Regions from separate parts of the Homo sapiens genome. Here regions 2 and 3 are each linked to region 1. The links are chromatin loops, found by intact Hi-C in ENCODE. Cell type or tissue: endothelial cell of umbilical vein. All regions are shown on one strand. Each heading gives the region's core, and the rest is flanking DNA. Links, peaks and the distances in the headings are about the cores only. Region 1 overlaps BCL2L14 (BCL2 like 14). Region 2 overlaps MANSC1 (MANSC domain containing 1). Region 3 overlaps MANSC1 (MANSC domain containing 1).

Region 1 (7,093 bases), core at 896-5,895:
GGCCAGGCTGGTCTTGAACTCTTGACCTCAGGTGATCCTCCTGCCTCAGCCTCCCAAAGTGCTGGGGTTACAGCAGGGTATTGATTTCTGTGGGTTTGTGGACATGGAGTGAGACATGTCCAGGAGAAACTATAAGCAAACATGTTCCCACAGATGCACTAGCTCTAGTTAAAATTCCCATCTTGGATATTTTAATTTTAAAACATGAAAAAGAAAAGATTATATCCTTGTCAGACTTGGTCCTGTCTGATAGGCGAGGGAACACTGGATGGGGTGGGGAGAAGACAGAAAGGCTGTCTGTTCCTTGGAGTCTGTTTTGGGGGTCATCGTGGCGCCAGGAAGAGCAGGCCAACAGGGTCGGAAGGTCCCATTTCGCCTGTGGTCTGAGGCATTTGTTTTAAAGAGAAAGGGCAGGGGGTTGGGGTGTGACTTCCTTATGGACTGCTCTTTCCCACTCAGTATCCACTTTCTTCTTCTTCCTTAGTAACAGACCTCTAAAATGTGAGGGGCAGCAATGAACCCAGCTGAACAAACTATATTCCCTGGGCTCCCTTGCAGTAGGGAAGGGCCAATGAGATGTCAGAAGCTGGGGGCAGTTTCAAGAAAGCTCTCGAAAAGGGAGCTAAGGCTGGGTGCGGTGGCTCACGCCCGTAATCCCAGCATTTTGGGAGGCCAAGGCGAGGCCATCATTTTAGGCCAGGAGTTCGAGACCAGCCTGGGTAACACAGACCCCATCTTTACAAAAGATTAAAAAATAATAATAAAATAAAAGGGAGCTGAATTACCTAGAAAGAAGGCACCCTTTGCCCTTCCTTTGCTTCCTTTTTATTCTTGCCTGAGATGTAGACATGATGGGTGAAGCCCCAACAGCCACCTTTAGAATATAAGGTGACTTTGAGGTGGAAGCCACGAGCTGAGGGATGGCAGAATTCCCAGGAATTCTTTTTTTCACCCCGTCATCCAAGCTGGAGTGCAATGGTGTGATCTCAGCTCAGTGCAACCTGCGCCTCCCAGGCTCAAGTGATTCTCCTCCTTCAGCCTCTCGAGTAGCTGAGACTGCAGGCGCGCACCATGGCGCCTGGCTAATTTTTGTATTTTTTTTAATAGAGACGGGGTTTTGTCATGTTGCTCAGGCTGGTCTCAAACTCTTTGGCTCAAGTGATCTGCCCACCTCAGACTCCCAAAGGGCTGGGATTATAGGCATGAGCCACCCTGCCTGGCCATTCCCAGAAATTCTTAATAACTTTGTGGAGCTGTCATATCATGCCTGAGCTGCCAAACTTTTGTCCTCTTTTAAAGGAGAGAAAAGCAAACCTGTATATTATTTAAGCCATGGGTATTTGAGTGTTCCACTGTATATCGCTGAACCTCACCTTAACTATAACATTCCACGTGAGCAAATCGTAGCTATGGAGAAACAAAAGATTCACAAGTGAAAGAGCCTGGGTTGGTAGTCTTTAAAACTGGTGTTATTGTCCATTTCTCTGCATCCTGAGGCCTCTTCCTAACAGAGTTTGGTCTTGGGACATAATCTCACAGTTCCCATGTAAGCCCGGTACTGAGGCCTGGCAGTGGCTGTACAAGGCTACATAGTGACTTACAGTTAAAATAACCCAGGTGAGGCCAGGCACGGTGGCTCACGCCTGTAATCCCAGCACTTTGGGAGGCTGAGGCGGACAGATCACGAGGCCAGGAGATCGAGACCATCCTGGCTAACACGATGAAACCCTGTCTCTACTAAAAATACAAAAAATTAGCCGGGCGTGGTGGTGGGCGCCCGTAGTCCCAGCTACTCGGGAGGCTGAGGCAGGAGAATGGTGTGAACCCAGGAGGCAGAGGTTGCAGTGAGCCGAGATCAGGCCACTGCACTCCAGCCTGGGTGACAGAGCAAGACTCTGTCTCAAAAACAACAAACAAACAAACAAAAAAGAACCCAGGAGAAACCAAATTTGCAAGGCCTGATTTGTATGTGGCAAAATAGAAATAGAATGTGAGGCTCTCTTGGATCACGCTCAATGTAAAACCGACACAAGTAACACAAGTAAAAAACACACAATTAACTGACTAAATGCAAGCGTGAGGAGAAAGGTGATAAGGGAAGATAAGCTGTAAATATGTGTTTAAAGCCTTCTTAGGAGGTAATCATTTTTCATTTTTTATGGAGAATATTATTCAGCCATAGGTACTATTCAGCTATTCAGCACATTAACACATCACCTAAGTGTTTTTGAATGTAATCTTTAATTCTCAATCTCACATAAAAGTTTTCTTTCCCTACTGAAAAAAGAAATAAAAGCTTCTCTTGAAATTTTAGAAAATAAAAAAAATGTCAAATGACACTCCAGTAAATACTGAAATACAGAATGCAATTTATCTCAGGAAAAACCAGAAGACTAAGGTCTGTAAAAGCTTTCTCTGTCTGCTGGCAAAGTCCACAGTACAGGCCAAGTAGAAAAGCCTATTTAGGTGCCTCCAAACTGTTCTTTGCCCCAGAGCCCAGATGCCACCCCCGGCAGAAGAAGCCATGGCTGGGTGAGGGCAGCTGAGGGGTGGGGAGGCAGATGTGGAGGGAAGGACCACAGGGGGCCGCTCCCTCTTGCCCTAGACCTGCCCTAGCTGGGCAGAGTTCAGAGAGCAGATGCCTTGCTGTAAAAATGAAACAAGTCTAGGGAGAGGCCTGGACTTCTGGTGAGTCCAGGCTCTGCTACTTCCTGGATGTTTCCTTGGTAAGCCCTTTTTGTGGGACTCCCATTTCCTCATCCTGTCTGTGCCATGAGGTTCCCTCAGATGATCCTGACCATAACTCCCACTGTTCTAAACATCTGAAACTCTAATGGGAAAAGGGAGTTTCCTTGATCATAGTGAGTGATCTAAAGCTGTCTATGAGTGGGCTGATTCTCCAAGCAAGCCAGGACTGTCACATTTAAAAACTGAGACATTACTGCCACCTCTTGACTAATTATTGACAAGTTACCCAGGCCAATGAAACTCAGCAGGAGGGGGCCTTTCTTTTAAAATCTGGCTTTGCGGCTGGGTGCAGTGGCTCACACTTGTAATCCCAGCACTTCGGGAGCCCAAGGTGGGCAGATCACGAGGTCAGGAGTTCGAGGCCAGCCTGACCAACATGGTGAAACGCTGTCTCTACTAAAAATACAAAAATTAGCCAGGCCTGGTGGTGCGCGCCTGTGATCCCAGCTACTCAGGAGGCTGAGGCAGGAGAATTGCTTGAACCTGGGAGGCGGAGCTTGCAGTGAGCCGAGATTACACCACAGCACTCCAGCCTGGGCGACAGAGCAAGACTCCATCTAAAACACCTTAAAAAAAAAAAAAAAATCTGGGCTTTGGGCACTGGGCTTTGTTGAAGGGGAAGAAGATGCTTATGCCAAGGTGTGCGCATGAAGGGCAACTGTCTTTTTTTTTTTTTTTTTGGAGACAGAGTCTCATTATGTCACCCAGAGCTGGGGTGCAGTGATGTGATCTTCGCTCACTGCAGCCTTGACCTCCTGAGCTCAAGTGATCCTTCCACCTCAGCCTCCATAGTAGCTGGGACAACAGGCATGTGCCACCATGCCTCGCTAATTTTTTTATTTTAATTTTTTAATGGAGACAGGGTCTTGCTATGATGCCAGGCTGATCTCAAACTCTTGGTGTCAAGTGATCCTCCTGCCTTGGTTTCCCACAGTGCTGAGAGTATCGACGTGATGGGCTCTCACTCTGTCACCCAGGCTGGAGTGCAGTGGCATCATCTTGGCTCACTGCAACCTCTACTTCCCAGGCTCAAGCCATCCTCCCACCTCAGCCTCCCGAGTAGCCAGGACCACAGGCGTGCACCACCATGTCTGACTAATTTTTTTGTATTTTTTGGTAGAGACAGGGTTTTGCCATGTTGCTAAGGCTGGTCTTGAACTCCTGAGCTCAACCGATCCACCCACCTTGGCCTCCCAAAGTGCTGGGATTACAGGTATGAGCCTCAGTGCCTGGTGAAAATGTTTCATTAAGTACAATTAATTTTGTCCAACTGAGGGAAGATTTTGTCTAAATGCTTCTCAGTTGTTTTTGTAGGATGGTTTGTACTTTGTCAAGAGTCCTTTTACTCTTGCTCTCTGATCTTCCCATCAACCATACGAGGTGGAGAGAGTGGGGTACCCAATGTACAGATGGAAACACAGAGGCCCTGAGCGAATGAGTTGACTTAGGAAGAGCAGCGGCCCAGGCAGCCCAAGCAAGCCCCTGGTTAGGGCTCGTTCTTTTTTTTTTTTTTTTTTGAGACAAAGTCTTACCCTGTAGCTCAGGCTGGAGTGCAGTGATGCAATCTCGGCTCACTGCAACCTCCGCCTCCCAGGTTCAAGCGATTCTCTTGCCCCAGCCTCCCGAGTAGCTGGGAATACAAGCATGCGCCACCATGCCCGGCTAATTTTTTGTATCTTTAGTAGAGACGGGTTTTCACTATGTTGGCCAGGCTAGTCTTGAACTCCTGACCTTATGATCTGCCCACCTCAACCTTCCAAAGTGCTGGAATTACAGGCATGAGCCACTGCGCCTAGCCTCCTTCTTTTATATTGGTGTCTGGTACAGAGGACTAGGAATTTGGGAAACAAGCTTATTTATAGACAGTGGAGAAAGAAAACCAGTCCCAGCACCCTTAACTTCCATCATTTCCTTTTAGTCATTTTTTTTTTTTTGACGGAGTCTCACTCTGTCACCCAAGCTGGAGTGCAGTGATGCCATCTTGGCTCACTGCAAGCTCCGCCTGCTGGGTTCACGCCATTCTCCTGCCTCAGCCTCCCGAGTAGCTGGGACTACAGGCACCCGCCAACACGCCCGGCTAATTTTTTGTATTTTTTAGTGGAGACGGGGTTTTACCGTGTTAGCCAGGATGGTCTCAATCTCCTGACCTCATGATCCACCCGCCTTGGCCTCCCAGAGTGCTGGGATTACAGGCGTGAGCCACCGCGCCCAGGCAGCAACTCCTTTTAGTCTTGAGAAAAGCAGGGCAATTATGATTGAACACTAATAAGTTGGAAAGCTGAGGCACAACGCATGCCTTCTCTAAAGCCACTTTACAACATGAGAAGAGATGTACCACTCTGGACACAAAGAAGGGAAAAACCAGGAAGCGGGAGAGAAAGAAATCCCAGATGCCTACCTTCATGCTCCAAGCACTGCTCCACGTTAGAAAGACACCTGGACCACTGCTGGCTGTGCGAATCTTGGTATTCCAACGTCCTTTGACCCTGAGCAGAGACCTTGGCAGGCGTGCTCTGCGAATCTTCCTTCTCCACTACTCCAAAGAATGCTTTCCAAGAAGACTTTTTCTTGCCAAGGTTTATGGCCTTCTCACTGGATTGGGAATTTCTGCAAGGCCATGACACCTCTGTCCATGACTCATTTGCTGAACAATTCCCCAGGCCCCTCTGGGACAAACTTCTTGTTCTCAGCAGCTTTGGTGAGAAGAGAGCAGGGGTGCTCTTGAAGACATGATGTCTGGTGTAGTAGGCGAGGATTTTGAATTCTATGGTGTTTAGGTCATCATCATCTAGGGGGATTTCTTCCAGGTCACACCCACTGGTGCTACACATGTTGGGCCTGTAACAACAAAGTCCACACTGTGCCCTTCTATGCAGGGCCACTTACCCTTTGCAGGTTAGGAGAGACAGGGGTGAAAACTCAGGAAACATTTATTGAACATCTATTGTGTTTGTGCTGGAGGGTAGAGAGGGAAAAGCCACAGTCTTACTAGGGTGGGAAGAGAGACATGGCCATAGATAACTCCACATAAAGAAAATGAACTGCCGGGTGCGGTGGCTCACGCCTGTAATCCCAAAACTTTGGGAGGCCAAGGCGGGCAGATCATGAGGTCAGGAGTTCAAGACCAGCCTGGCCTATACAGTGAAAGCCCGTCTCTACTAAAGATACAAAAATTAGCCAGGCATGGTGGCGCACGCCTGTAGACCCGGCTACTTGGGAGGCTGCGGCAGAAGAATCGCTTGAACCCAGGAGTCGGGGGTTGTAGTGAGCTGAGATTGCGCCACTGCACTCCAGCCTGGCGACAGAGTGAGACTCCGTCTCAAAAAACAAAAAACAACAGAGAGAGAATGAACTAATGAACTAAGTAAGAGGTCTAACAGAGATGCAGATAGCCAGGTTAGAAGGCAGGGATAGGTGAGCTTCAAAGAAAGAGGCAAGTGAAAGCTTTTGGAAAGCTAGAAGGAGTTAGACAGGTGGGTGGATATTGGGGCTACAACAGGGCGGGCAGAGGGGAGATTATAGGTGAATTCAGAATGTGTTTGAAGAGTGGTGAGAGAACTGGGACAGCATACGTATGCAGTTTGCAAATAGCCAGGGCTTGAAAATAGTGGAGGGAAAATAAGTGAACTAGCACTTGGGTCCAGATTATGGTGGTCTTTGACTATCAGGCTGAAGCTTCGCATTTTCTCACGTTGATCAGTACATTTCAAAATGAGCTGTGGACTGTGGAGTTAAAGGTCTTGCTGGGGAGGTGGCAAAAGAGGGAGGCCAATTCAGGGAAGAGAAATGCCTGGGACCTGACCCTTCCCTTCCTCGGTTCCTTCTCCCTCTACCCTCTGCTTTAGCTTGTCCCGGCTTCTCTCTCCTCTCTCTCTCTCTTTCTTTTTTCTTGCTATATTTGGTATGCCATGTAAGATTTCATCTGAAAAAAGCATCCTGTTATTTTATTTTACTTTTTACGAATTTGAAACACACTGATGGAGGCAATGGAGAGCTGTTCAAAGTTTTGAGTAGAGAGTGATGTGATCACAGGCATGTTTGAAAAAGATCAGTACAAGCACTAAAACAACAGGATGCAAGCATTTCTTCTTTATTTCCATACGAATAACAGGATAGATAAAGAACTGATTTTGTTCAATTTCCTTTGCTTGAGCTTACATGAAATAACTCCTTCTCTGGTTTCCTGCTAGGAAAGCAGTTCTTTTTGCTAATAATCTGTTTCCTTCTGCTGTCTGTTAAGGACTACATTTTCCTTTTAGTCTCAGATGCGAGAAAGCTCAGATCTACCGTGTGAAATGTCCCAGGCAGTGAGCGTATCAAGAATTAGCTTGGGCTTCTCAGTCTA
Region 2 (7,093 bases), core at 1,322-6,321, 250 kb before region 1:
CTAAACCCAATGTTTTTTAAAATTGCCTTAAGCAACTAAGCTAAGGAAAAGGAAATGATTCAGCGGTCAGCAAGCAAGTGAACAAAATGAACAAAGGTGTTTGTGTTGGACTCCATAATAAGTGAAGTTTTTCCTACTTGCCCTACTCTTTAGAAAATCGCATTTCAAAATCATGCTTATGAAACCTTTCATTGCAGGGGACAAAGCATGTAACTTGATGATCTTCGACACTCGAAAAACAGCTAGACAACCCAACTGCTACCTATTTTTCTGTCCCAACGAGGAAGCCTGTCCATTGAAACCAGCAAAAGGACTTATGAGTTACAGGATAATTACAGGTAATGAAAGCATTATACTTTTTCTTTTGTGATTGGAATAATTTAAGACTGGTTCATGTGAAAGATTTTCTACAAGAGTCTAAATAAAACTACCAGAAGGGGTACCAGACATATCAGAAAATCTCATGACTGGAAATTCAATTTATTAAACCAAAATTTGATTTCCAATGAAAGCCATGGTAGTATTTGTTCTGGTTTGTTTCTGTTTTTACCTTCATGAGATAAAAGACACACAAACCTTGTATGAAACGTTTTTGAAGCACCTCTTTAGAACAAGGTCGGCAACACTGGAATAAGTATACAGGTCTCCAGGGTGATTGTTTTGAAAGGGTGAAGACTTGTGTTAATATAGAAAGTTCTAGTATATTTGTTATTAAGTTCCCATTATAATCACATTATCTGAAATCAAACTTTTTATGGCCATACCACCCTGAACGCACCCAATCTCGTCTGAAATCAAACTCACTGGATTTTATTGTCTAGACTGGAAAGGAAATTCATTCAAGAAATATTTATTAAACATTTACCATGTGCCAGATTCTGTCCAAAGCACTAGAACTACAATCTCCATGTTCATGGAACTTACATATTAATTCAGAATGGAAAATAAATAGCAAAAAAATTAATATAATTCCTGGGATATGTTTTGCTGAGACTTTGGCTTGTTAATTTTTCAAGTTGAAGTGGTTTCAGTATCAATTTTTCTTTTTTTTGAGATTATCCATATAAAAAAGGTGAAAACAAATTAATGTTGCTTAGGTAATTCTGTGGACCCTTCATAGACAGTATTTGCATAAAATCAGAATTACAGAATTTAGTGGGGTTTGTTGTTGTTGTTGCTTGTTTGTTTGCTTTTTCCGAGATGGAGTCTCACTCTGTTGCCCAGGATGGAGTGCAGTGGTGCGATCTCGGCTCACTGCAAGCTCCGCCTCCCGGGTTCAGGCCATTCTCCCGCCTCAGCCTCCTGAGTAACTGGGACTACAGGTGCCCGCCACCACGCCCGGCTAATTTTGTTTTTGTACTTTTAGTAGAGATGGGGTTTCACCGTGTTAGCCAGGATGGTCTCAATCTCCTGACCTCGTGATCCGCCTGCCTTGGCCTCCCAAAGTGCTGGGATTACAGGCATGAGTGTTGTTGTTTTTTGAGAGAGAGTCTCACTCTGTCGCCCAGGCTGGAGTGCAGTGGTGCGATCTCAGCTCACTGCAACCACCACCTCCTGGCTTCAAGCAATTCTCATGCCTCAGCCTCCCAAGTAGCTGGGGTTACAGGCACCCACTACCATGCCCAGCTATTTTTTTTTTTTTGTATTTTTAGTAGAGATGGGGTTTCACCATGTGGGCCAGGCTGGTCTCACCTCCTGACCTCAGGTGATCCACCCTCCTTAGCCTCCCAAAGTGCTGGGATTACAGGCGTGAGCCACTACACCCAGCTTCAATTTTTCTTTTATTTAAGTTTTAGAAAGTTATCATCATACTCTTGATTTTTAATATTCTACTTGTTCATTTGTTCAATAAATAACAAATATTATTTAGCATCTCCTATGTGCCAAGTACTTTCTATGCCCTAAGGAAACAACACTAAACATGAAAAACAAGGTTCTGGCCATGTGGTAGCTCATGCCTATAATTCCAGCACTCTGGGAGGTGGGAGGATCACTTGAGCCCAGAAGTTAGAGACCAGCCTGGGCAACATGATGAGACCTCATATCCACAAAAAATTAAAAAAATTAGCCGGGCATGGTGGCATGAGCTTGTAGTCCCAGCTACTTGGGAGGCCAAGGCAGGAGAATTCCTTGAGACCAGGAGGTCAAAGCTGCAGTGAGCTGTGTTCATGCCACTACACTCTAGCCTGGGTGACAAAGTGAGATACTATCTCTAAAAAAAAAATAGGAAAACAAGGTTCTCCCTTCTGGAACTTATGTTTTAGGGGAGAGAGACAATAACCATAATAAATAAATAATCAAGAAAAATATAGTCACAAGTGCTATGCACAGAATTGAGACAGGACGGTATAATAGACAATCAGTAAGTAAAGTTGTAACCCCTAAACTGAGATCTGAATAGTGAGGAGCCAGATGTGAGGAGATCAGGGGAAGACCTTCCAAGTCCAAGGTCCTCAGGCAGAATGCTTTGGAGTGTTTGAAAAACCAACACTCCAATCCCAGCTGGTTGACTCATTGTGAAATACGCAGAGAGTGATATGCAAAACGGTGGGGAGGGCCAGATCACATAACACCTTGTAAGTCATAGGAGGGAGTTTTTTTGTTTGTTGTTGTTGTTTTTGAGACAGAGTCTCACTCTGTTGCCCAGGGTGGAGTGCAGTGGCGCGATCTCAGCTCACTGCAACCTCCGCCTTAGGAGGGGCATATGCCACTACACGTGGCTAATTTTTGTATTTTTAGTAGAGATAGGGTTTCACCACATTGGCCAGGCTGGTCTCGAACTCCTGATGTCGGGTAATCCACCCACCTCGGCCTCTCAAAGTGCTGGGATTACAGGCATGAGCCTCCGTGCCCGGCCGGGAGTTTTTAGGTGTGTGGTGGGAAGCTGTTGGGAGTTTTATTTTTATTTTTTTTTTGAGATGGAGTCTCACTCTTTTCACCCAGGCTGGAGTTCAGTGATGCAGTGTCGGTTCAGTGCCACCTCTGCCTCCCAAGTTCAAGTGATTCTCCTGCCTCAGCCTCCTGAGTAGCTGGGACTACAGGCAAGCATCACCATGCCTGGCTAATTTTTGTATTTTTAGTAGACATGGTCTCGCCATGTTGGCCAGGCTGGTCTCAAATTCCTGACCTCCTGACTCATGTATGTAATCCCAGCACTTTGGGAGGCTGAGGCGGGCAGATCACAACGTCAGGAATTCGAGACCAGCCTGGCCAACATGGTGAAACCCCGTCTCTACTAAAAATACAAAAATTAGCCGGGTGTGCTGGTGCGTGCCTGTAATCCCAGCTACTCAGGAGGCTGAGGCGGGAGAATTGCTTGAACCCAGGAGGCAGAGGTTGCAGTGAGCTGAGATTGCGCCACTGCACTCTAGCCTGCACGACAGAGCAAGACTCTGTCTCGGGGAGAAGAAAAAAAAAAGGTGATTTCTCAAAGCTCACCGTAGCCGCCCTCTTGGGAATGGACAGTGACACAGCAGCAAAGTGGAAATGGAAAGACTGGTTAGGAGGCGCAGGTGAGATCTGGGTGAAGAAACAGGGAGTGGCGGGCGAGATGGAGAGAGTAGTGGACATATGGGCTATTCCGAAGTAGAGTTGACAGGACTTGCTGGTGGTGTGGGTCTGGGGAACCAGAAAAAAAGAACCATCAAGGCCAAGTCCTAGTTTTTGCCTTGAGCATCCAGATGAATGGTGACACCATTTGCTGCACTGGGGGAAACTTGAGTAGTTTTAGGGTTGTGGAATGGAATCTAGGTGGAGTGGAATCTAGGGTTCTCTCTTGACTGCATTAAGTATGAGGGGCTTCGGGGAATGATACTGCCCAGGGTGCCTGCGTGTTGACACTGCTTTGCCCCCTAGCTGAGGCTGTGTCTGAGTTTTGTTCATGTGCCAGGGAAGCCTGATGGGTCAAACATCCTCTCAAACAGGAGCGTGAAGCACAGAGTATTGTGTAAATAATTGTTGTTAGGATACGATGATAGAAATTACAGCTGAATTTGTTTTCTAATACTTCTGGAGTGTTGTTACTTTTGTAATGCACATATAAAAGAGCATGTATGGGATGAAGTTCCTTGCCAATGGGAACGGAAAAAAGGGAACTTGGCATGTGCATAAATCTTTTTAGGGCGAGTGTGAAGGTAATGAAGTGAAATTAGAATTAAACTGTTCTTGTGGCAGCCACCAGGGGGCGTTGCCGGCCCCTGAGCAGGTTGATGGACACCTAGGGGCAACGTGGCACCAACCCCGGACATAGTATGCAAAGGACTGTTTATATCTACAGGATGTGTGCAAGTTGTGTTTGTAATTCTGTGTATGAATCTGTCCATGTTGATGAATTCATATTACCCCATTAAAAATGAATTATCTGCCTCCTGCCTGGAGTGAAATTAAATACAGATTATCTGTTTGGTGGTTTGTTTCTGGAAGAACTCTATTTCTTTTTCTTTTCTGTCTCTCTCTCTCTTTTTTTTTTTCTTTTTTTTTAAGGCAGCATCTCACTCTGTTGCCCAGGCTGCAGTGCAGTGGCGCGATCATGGCTCACTGCAGCGGCGCGATCATGGCTCACTGCAGCCTCCACCTCCTGAGCTCAAGCAGTCCTCTCCATTCAGCCTCCCAAGTATTTGGGACTACAGATAATGCACCACCATGCCAGGCTAATTTTTTAAAATGTTTTGTAGCAATGGGGGGGTCTCAGTATGTTGCCCAGGCTGGTCTCAAACTCCTGGCCTCAAGCAATCATCCTGCCTCGGCCTCTCAAAGTGCTGGGATTACAGGCATGAGCCACCGTGCCCAGCCTCTATTTCCTATATCCCATTGACTAATATTTACGGACCAAGAGTTTGAAAGATGACAGTGGATTCTGTTCATTCTCTAAAGCCATTGCAGTTTGGTATTTAATCTTTTATTGTTGTTGTTGGCAGCTTCATGGCATGTCATTTTTACCAAGGACTGGAAGAATAGGAGAATTCAGACATAGAATAAATTGGGAGTCTGTTTGCTCAGCTGGGGTCCCAGTAATAGTCAGTCTCTCATTTTTCAACTCAGTGAAGTCGTTTGAAAATAAAACTCCAAAGAGGAGTTAAGGGCGCTGAGCTGCTTTGCAGCTCCCTTTGTGGCTCATCTCTGCGTGACTGAGAGGAAGCACCATGCCCCAATGGCAAACATGAGTGGGTGAGGCGAATGGAGCAGGTGTGGAGGATCCCTTTGTGGTTCTAGGACCTCTGCCAACAGAGGAATCTTATCAAGAAGTGGGACTGGCCCTAGCTTTGCTTTATTTATGAGCTTGCATGCTTGAGAAAGAAAACAGCTGTTTTGGCCATTCTTGTCAATGGCCATATTTAAGTTCTGATTTCACACACATCACAGAGTGTTTACTTAAACAGTCTTTTTCTTTTTTAACTTTAAAATGAATTATAGGCCAAGTATGATGGCTCACACCTGTAATTCCAGCACTTTGGGAGGCTGAGGTGGGCGGATTGCTTGATTCCAGGAGTTCAAGACCAGCCTGGGCAACATGGCAAAATTCTGTCTCTACAAAAAATACAAAAATTAGCTGGGCATGGTGGCATGGCATTGTGGCCCCAGCTGCTCAAGAGGCTGAGGTGGGAGGATTGCTTGAACCCAGGAGGTTGAGGCTGCAGTGAGCTGTGTTTGTGCCACTGCACTCCAGCCTGGGTGACAGAGCAAGACCCTGTCTCAAAAATATATATATATATATTTTCAAATATATTTCATTTGACCCAAATTCTACTTTAGAGTAGAATACTATATCCTAGAGCAGATGTCCACCAACTTTTTCTGCCAAGGGCCAAATAGTATTTTAGGCTTTTCACACCAGTACTTTAGGTTTTGAAATACAGAAATTTGAATTTTGTATACCTTTCCTGTGTCACACAATTTTCTTTTGATTATTTTTCAGCCATTAAAAGAAATATAAAAACTGGCCAGGCATGGTGGCTCACCTCTATAATCCCAGCACTTTGGGAGACCGAAGGGGGTGGATCACCTGAGGTCAGGAGTTTGAAACCAGCTTGGCCAACATGGTGAAACCTCACCTCTACTAAAAATAGAACAATCACCCAGGTGTGGTGGCACGCGCCTGTAATCCCAGCTACTCAGGAGGCAGAGGTAGGAGAATCGCCTGAATCTGGAAGGCAGAGGTTGCAGTGAGTCGAGATCATACCACTGCACTCCAGCCTGGGCGACAGAGTGAGACTCTGTCTCAAAACAAATAAAAATTTTAAAAAACGTAAAAACCATTCTTAGCTTGCAAGTCATACAAAGACAGATGGCAGGCCAGATTTGTCCATCAGGCCGTAGTTTGCTGAGCCCTGTCCTAGATGGACGAATAAGTGACAGAGTGACAGTGCAAAGAACCTCTCAGAGGGGTAAGGCTTAGAGAGTAGTCACGAGATGGCATGAATCCGTAGCTGCCTCTGGATCCGTCTGTAGGAAAGAGGAGACTGAGGACCAGTTTGGAAACTGGCATGGAGGTGAATTGAGGAAGAAAAAGGAAAAGAGAGCAGGAGTGAGTGGACTGAGAAATGCCAGGACATTCCTCTGCTTCTTTCCTTGTGTTTTCTGCAGTTCTAATGTGAGATGGTTAGCCTAGCAGCAGAGTGATACATGGCAATTCACCTGGTCATTCCCTGCACTTGATTGCTTGAACAGGTCTTTCCAGTTTGAGCTGTGATAAATGGGGTGTGTGATCAGGAGAAAAATTCTAAGCTTCATGGAGCAGGAGCAGGATCTGGGGCTGGTTTCTCCTCAGCAGGCATCGGGACTGTATGGTTTTTCTGCCCTCTGTGTCTACAGTGTGGTCATCATGATTTCAAATATTGGTCCCATCATCCTCATGACCTATGACATTGGCTCCAAAATTCTAATCTTTGAGAGTCCAAATGAAATCTCCCAGATAGCCTCCCTCCTCTGCGCACAGTGCTGGAACGATATATCTCTGGTTTTTTGTTGTCGTTGTTGCTGTTCTGCTGCTGCTGTGGCCTCAGTGCTCAGAGCGGAGACCAGACCCTGCCTGGCCCCTCCTCCTCCTCCCTGTCAGAGACACACCACAGGGATTCTGCTCCCTCTCTCCTGCTCT
Region 3 (7,093 bases), core at 643-5,642, 250 kb before region 1:
CAGTTTGGAGATTTTTTTGTTTAAGAGACAGGATCTCCCTATGTTGTCCAGGCTGGTCTCCAACTCCTGGCCTCAAACCATCCTCCTGCCTTAGCCTCCCAAAGTGCTGGGATTATAGGCGTGAGCCACCATGGCCAACCAGTTTAGGGATCTTTTGAACAAGCTGATATGTTTGTATTTTTTTAACCTACCGTAGCATGGAGTTACATAAGCCTTCCTTTTATTTTCCATACATTTTCAGATTTTCCATCTTTGACCAGAAATTTGCCAAGCCAAGAGTTACCCCAGGAAGATTCTCTCTTACATGGCCAATTTTCACAAGCAGTCACTCCCCTAGCCCATCATCACACAGATTATTCAAAGCCCACCGATATCTCATGGAGAGACACACTTTCTCAGAAGTTTGGATCCTCAGATCACTTGGAGAAACTATTTAAGATGGATGAAGCAAGTGCCCAGCTCCTTGCTTATAAGGAAAAAGGCCATTCTCAGAGTTCACAATTTTCCTCTGATCAAGAAATAGCTCATCTGCTGCCTGAAAATGTGAGTGCGCTCCCAGCTACGGTGGCAGTTGCTTCTCCACATACCACCTCGGCTACTCCAAAGCCCGCCACCCTTCTACCCACCAATGCTTCAGTGACACCTTCTGGGACTTCCCAGCCACAGCTGGCCACCACAGCTCCACCTGTAACCACTGTCACTTCTCAGCCTCCCACGACCCTCATTTCTACAGTTTTTACACGGGCTGCGGCTACACTCCAAGCAATGGCTACAACAGCAGTTCTGACTACCACCTTTCAGGCACCTACGGACTCGAAAGGCAGCTTAGAAACCATACCGTTTACAGAAATCTCCAACCTAACTTTGAACACAGGGAATGTGTATAACCCTACTGCACTTTCTATGTCAAATGTGGAGTCTTCCACTATGAATAAAACTGCTTCCTGGGAAGGTAGGGAGGCCAGTCCAGGCAGTTCCTCCCAGGGCAGTGTTCCAGAAAATCAGTACGGCCTTCCATTTGAAAAATGGCTTCTTATCGGGTCCCTGCTCTTTGGTGTCCTGTTCCTGGTGATAGGCCTCGTCCTCCTGGGTAGAATCCTCTCGGAATCACTCCGCAGGAAACGTTACTCAAGACTGGATTATTTGATCAATGGGATCTATGTGGACATCTAAGGATGGAACTCGGTGTCTCTTAATTCATTTAGTAACCAGAAGCCCAAATGCAATGAGTTTCTGCTGACTTGCTAGTCTTAGCAGGAGGTTGTATTTTGAAGACAGGAAAATGCCCCCTTCTGCTTTCCTTTTTTTTTTTTGGAGACAGAGTCTTGCTTTGTTGCCCAGGCTGGAGTGCAGTAGCACGATCTCGGCTCTCACCGCAACCTCCGTCTCCTGGGTTCAAGCGATTCTCCTGCCTCAGCCTCCTAAGTATCTGGGATTACAGGCATGTGCCACCACACCTGGGTGATTTTTGTATTTTTAGTAGAGACGGGGTTTCACCATGTTGGTCAGGCTGGTCTCAAACTCCTGACCTAGTGATCCACCCTCCTCGGCCTCCCAAAGTGCTGGGATTACAGGCATGAGCCACCACAGCTGGCCCCCTTCTGTTTTATGTTTGGTTTTTGAGAAGGAATGAAGTGGGAACCAAATTAGGTAATTTTGGGTAATCTGTCTCTAAAATATTAGCTAAAAACAAAGCTCTATGTAAAGTAATAAAGTATAATTGCCATATAAATTTCAAAATTCAACTGGCTTTTATGCAAAGAAACAGGTTAGGACATCTAGGTTCCAATTCATTCACATTCTTGGTTCCAGATAAAATCAACTGTTTATATCAATTTCTAATGGATTTGCTTTTCTTTTTATATGGATTCCTTTAAAACTTATTCCAGATGTAGTTCCTTCCAATTAAATATTTGAATAAATCTTTTGTTACTCAGTAGTGTTCTCATAAGTAGCATGTCCAGCTGGATAACTTTCCATTTATTTCCACTAGCAAAATGATTATGTGGTGAAAATATGCGTTCCACGTTAAAATGACAACCCCCCCTTTTTCCCATCAGTGAGCAAAGAGCTTCACTTGGGAGAATCTAGCGGAATGTTAGCCCACATGGAGACAATGATAAGTCAGTTCTGATAAATGGCCATATCCACTTGGGATCTGTTCTAGTTAACTTGTGTGTGTGTGTGTGTGTGTGTGTGTGTGTGTGTGTGTGTGACAGAGTCTTGCTCTGTCACCCAGGCTAGAGTGCAGTGGCGCGATCTCGGCTCACTGCCAGCTCCGCCTCCTGGGTTCCCGCCATTCTCCTGCCTCAGCCTCCCAAGTAGCTGGGACTACAGGCGCCCGCCAACACGCCCAGCTAATTTTTTATATTTTTAGTAAAGACGGGGTTTCACTGTGTTAGTCAGGATGGTCTCGATCTCCTGACCTTGTGATCCGCCCGCCTCGGCCTCCCAAAGTGCTGGGATTACAGGCGTGAGCCACCGTGCCCGGCCTCTAGTTAACTTTTTAAAGAAGTATTATAGACATTTTCTAAACTTGTACTAAGTTAAAAATGTACCACTATTATTTTATATCCTTACTTAAATTGACCAGCAATCAGTCTAAGCTTAATTTAGAACAACATTGGAAATAATAACTAGCACAGGCCAGGCGCGGTGGCTCACGCCTGTAATCCCAGCACTTTGGGAGGCCGAGATGGGCAAATCACGAGGTCAGGAGATCGAGACCATCCTGGCTAACACGGTGAAACCCCGCCTCTACTAAAAATACAAAAAATTAGCCGGGCGTGGTGGCGGGCGCCTGTAGTTCCAGCTACTTGGGAGGCTGAGGCAGGAGAGTAGTTTGAATCCAGGAGGCGGAGGTTGCGGTGAGCCAGATTGCACCATTGCGCTCCAGCCTGGGCAACAGAGCCAGACTCCGTCTCAAAAATAATAATAATAATAACTAGCACTAACATGATGCTACAATTTTTACTGGTTACCAATTAAAATTTCTGAGAAAGGCTTTTAATAAAGTTTTCCAGACAAGTTATAGGTGAGGTAACAAAGAGTCCAGAAGTCCCCTGGGTCAGTTTGATACCTCTTTCCTCTGGACTTCAATTTGCTTATCTGCAAAACAGGAAATTTGATCCCTTCCAAGTGTCACCAGAGTTTTTAAAGATAAAAATGGAATTCAGATGCGAACTTAATACAGTGAGCACTAGAGGGCAGTAGCTGGTTAATAAGTACAGCAATTAAGACAAATGCAGGAAATGACAGAAAAGGCTTTTCTTCTCCTTCCTCCTCACCTCTTCCTTCCTCCTCACCTCCTTCCCCTCTGCTCTTCTGGTACCCCTCCCCCATTTCCCTGGTTTACACTAAGTTCATAAAGTACATTAAGAGGAAAGCTGGTCTATTGAAAATACTACTTTTCTTATATTTTCCAACTTAACAGCTTGACACAAATCTCCAAGGGGTTTACATAAGCTTTAAGTAGGCTGAATAAATAAAACCTTGAGTCAATTTAACTTAACAAGTATTTATTGAATATCCACATGTAGGCCAGAATCAGATTAGTAACCAGGTGCCTTGGAATTTTAAAATTTCTCCTCTCTTTATTAATGGATTTAGCGAGTGGAAATCAGGCTTTCTGTGATGGTTTATAAAGGTATTTTCCTGGCTCTCTTGGAGTTCTCTGTCCACCTTGCTGCAGTCTTTGTTGTGATGGGGAGACCACATGGGAGCGGTCCAGATGAGTGATGCTACGGGCCCAAACTGTTAGTGGCCGTGAGGATATAGGTTGTAGGGGACATCTGGAGTGGAAAGAGTGCTCTTCTCACACAGCTCTCTCTACTTACTGCCCCTAGGATGGTGGGTGCAACTGTGGCAAGGGCAGTCAGGGTAGGGGAATCCCTTAGAGGAATTCAGCAGTGACTAGTCTGGTTAGCCTTTCCCACAAGGCCCATTGAGTTATGAGCCCCCTCCTTTGGTTTGTAGAAAGAGAAGGTAGCAGCCTAGAACAGGTGAGAAGATGAGGTAGGTCCTTCTGCTCAAACATCCTCTCTCCGTATTTTACCAACACGATACTGACCTAGGTTAAAAAGCTACTCTTGGCCAGGCGTGGTGGCTCACGCCTGTAATCCCAGCACTTTGGGAGTCCAAGGTGGGTGGATCACCTGAGGTCAGGAGTTCTAGACCAGCCTGGCCAACATGGTGAAACCCCATCTCTACAGAAATACAAAAATTAGCCAGGCATGGTGGCAGACACCTGTAATCCCAGCTACTTGGGAGGCTGAGGTAGGATAATTGCTTGAGGCCGGGAGGGGGCGGTTGCAGTGAGCCAAGATCGCTCCATTGCACTCCAGCCTAGGCGACAGAGCAAGACTCTATCTCAAAAAAATAAAATAAAATAAAATAAAAATAAGCTACTCTTAGCCAGGCACATAGTGGCTCACATCTGTAATCTCAGCCCTTTGGGAGACTGAGGTGGGAGGATCACTTGAGCCCAGGAGGTCGAGGCTGCAGTGAGCCATGATCACGCCACTGCACTCCAGCCTGGGCGACAGAACGAGAGCCCATCTCAAAAAAAAAAACAAAACAACAACAACAAAAAAAAAACTAAAAAACTCTTAAAAAACCTGAGGACTCCTGGATGAATACTGTTATGTGCCTGTTTCTCAATTACCCCTGGCCTGAGTGAGGAACTTTTGGAACTCTTTGGCTCCCAGACTGTGGTGGGCACTACCGGTCAGCTGCCCAGCAGCCAGCCCTAGTCCCACTTCTGCCTCATTTGTTACAGGTTGGAAGTGCCAGGTTCAGGGATGGGCCTGTGACCCAAGTTTTAGCTGAAAGGAAACCTACTAGGGACTTCTAGGAGAGATTTTCTTGCTTGTAAAGGGAAGGCTGCACAAGGAGAAAAGCCCTTTCTAACCACATCCCCTTATTTCATGCTTGGGATGCTGACCATGTGAAGACTTGGTTGTTGGAGCTGTGGTGGCCTCCCTGCCATGATGAGGGGAGAAGGCACTGCCACACTGAGCGTGGCAGTGGGTACAGGAAGAGTCCAGTCTCCGGGATGCCTTGGTTAATTGACAGGACAAACCCTGGAACTGCCAACTTCCATCTTGTTCTGTAATAATAAATCTCTAATATTTGTACCACTTTCAGTCGAGTATTCTATGATTTATTACTTATTGATAGCAAACACTTAGAAAGTACTTACACTATGGGCCGGGCACAGTGGCTCACGCCTGTAATCCCAGCACTTTGGGAGGCCGAGGCGGGTGGATCACCTGAGGTCAGGAGTTCGAAACCAGCCTGGCCAACATGACGAAACCCCATCTCTACTAAAAATACAAAAATTAGCTGGGCGTGGCGGGGGCAGAGTTTGTAGTGAGCCAAGATTGCACCCCTGCACTCCAGCCTGAGCGACAGAGCAAGACTCCACAAAAGAAAGTACTTACACTATGCGCCAGATTCACTTTTACATATACTAACTCATTTCAATTCCACAACAACCTTTTGAATAATTTTAATCCTTATTCTGTAGATAAGGAAACTGAGACACAGCGAAGTTTAAGGGCCTTTCCAGAGGTCACTTGCCCAGATAGCCTGGCTCCGGAGTTGCCACTTTTTACATTCTTATAACTGGAATGATACACGGTGTAACCAAAAAGAGGTTTGCACTAGATTGGAAATGTTCTAGAAAGCTTTTTGTTGTTGTTTTTGTTGTTGTTGTTTGAGACAATTTTGCTTTGTCACCCAGGCTGGAGTGTAGTGGCGCAAACACAGCTTACTGCAGCCTCCAACTCTCGGGCTCAAGTAATCCTCCTGCCTCAGCCCCCCAAGTAGCTGGGACTACAGGCATGTGCCACCACGCCCAGCTAATTTTTGTATTTTTGTAGATACAGGGTTTTGCCATGTTGGCCAGGCTGGTCTCAAACCCCTGGACTCAAGCAATCTGCCCATTTCAGCCTTCTGAAGTGCTGGGATTACAGGCATGAGCCACCATGCCTGGCCCTAAATAGCTTTTATTTTTATTTATTTATTTAGAGACAGAGTTTTCTCTTGTCGCCCAGGCTGGAGTGCAATGGCATGATCTTGGCTCATTGCAACCTCTGCTCCTGGGTTCAAGCGATTCTCCTGCCTCAGCCTCCTGAGTAGCTGGGATTATGGGTGTGCACTACCATGGCCAGCTAATTTTGTATTTTTAGTAAAGGAGATGGGGTTTCACCATGTTGGCCAGGCTGGTCTTGAACTCCAGACCTCAGGTGATCTGCCCGCCTCAGCCTCCCAAAGTGTCGAGATTACAGGCATAAGCCTGCCCCTAGATAGCTTTTTATTTTGGTTTTTAGACGGCATCTTGCTCTGTCACCCAGGCTGGAGTGCAGTGGCACGATCTCAGCTCACTGCAACCTCTGCCTCCCGGGTTCAAGCAATTCTCCTGCCTCAGACTCCCAAGTAGCTGGGATTACAGGCACCCACCACCACACCCAGCTAATTTTTTAATTTTTTTGTAGAGATGGGGTTTCACCATGTTGGCCAGGCTGGTCTTGAACTCCTGACCTCAAGTGATCCACCCGCCTCGGCCTCCCAAAGTGCTGGGATTACAGGTGTGAGCCACTACACCCAGCCTAGATAGCTTTTAAATGGTGTTGAGCCGAATGATACCTTGAGCCGAAAGCATGGAAATGAAGAGGTCAGTGGTCTCATTCTGGAGTGGGCTTCATACACTTTCCCAGTTGCTGATCACCTGTACCAAAGTTAAGAGTGACTCCTCAGGGACACGCCGGAGCAGAGAACCCATCCTGTTTCCGTGTCCTGTCATCTGGGTTAATAGTACCGCCAGCCACCCAGTATCTCCTGTATTGAGCAACTTCAAAGTCATACTCTGTTTCTCCTGCTGCCTCAGCCTCCACATCCAATGTCTACCAAATATTACCTATTGTCTTTCAAAGACGCCTCTCAAAGTCAGCCGTCCCCACTGCTGCCTCCTGTTTGGTCTCCCTAACTTGCTTCTCCTTGCTCTGCTCCCACATCATATATTCCCTCCTTACGACTTCAAGTTACATTAAAAGCACAGCACACAGTACATGTAACTCCACGCATGACACTC

Evidence for each region. Hi-C counts contacts between places; a loop is a spot of excess contacts. Peaks named below come from ENCODE experiments on the same cell type or tissue, not always from the same donor. Only the 100,000 strongest peaks of a DNase experiment are listed, where the experiment ranks them.
Region 2: a loop joins it to region 1, with 7 times the contacts of the local background. A loop is called at or near these places in 93 of 110 quality-filtered maps.
Region 3: it touches region 1 in a loop (9-fold over the local background); 93 of 110 quality-filtered maps call a loop at or near these places.

Annotation. Positions count from the first base shown.
Region 1 is chr12:12,077,792-12,084,884 of GRCh38, reverse strand. It overlaps BCL2L14 (BCL2 like 14), which reads right to left. Exons shown (of 6, transcript NM_138723.2): 2 at 5,147-5,586. The coding sequence starts at 5,579. Among named protein-coding and RNA genes, the nearest start is that of BCL2L14, 10 kb to the right of the region's middle. RefSeq lists a silencer at 2,756-3,050. In endothelial cell of umbilical vein, for the core only: a CTCF peak has its summit at 2,929; a DNase peak (open chromatin) is centred at 2,814; H3K27ac peaks cover 541 bases.
Region 2 is chr12:12,331,665-12,338,757 of GRCh38, reverse strand. MANSC1 (MANSC domain containing 1) reads left to right here. Exons shown (of 4, transcript NM_018050.4): 3 at 198-338. Among named protein-coding and RNA genes, the nearest start is that of MANSC1, 15 kb to the left of the region's middle. In endothelial cell of umbilical vein, for the core only: a CTCF peak has its summit at 4,180 (motif pointing right); DNase peaks (open chromatin) are centred at 4,257 and 5,077; H3K27ac peaks cover 645 bases.
Region 3 is chr12:12,324,107-12,331,199 of GRCh38, reverse strand. It overlaps MANSC1 (MANSC domain containing 1), which reads left to right. Exons shown (of 4, transcript NM_018050.4): 4 at 242-5,144. The coding sequence ends at 1,173. Among named protein-coding and RNA genes, the nearest start is that of MANSC1, 23 kb to the left of the region's middle. RefSeq lists an enhancer at 5,393-5,893. In endothelial cell of umbilical vein, for the core only: a CTCF peak has its summit at 3,203 (motif pointing right); a DNase peak (open chromatin) is centred at 3,249; H3K27ac peaks cover 389 bases.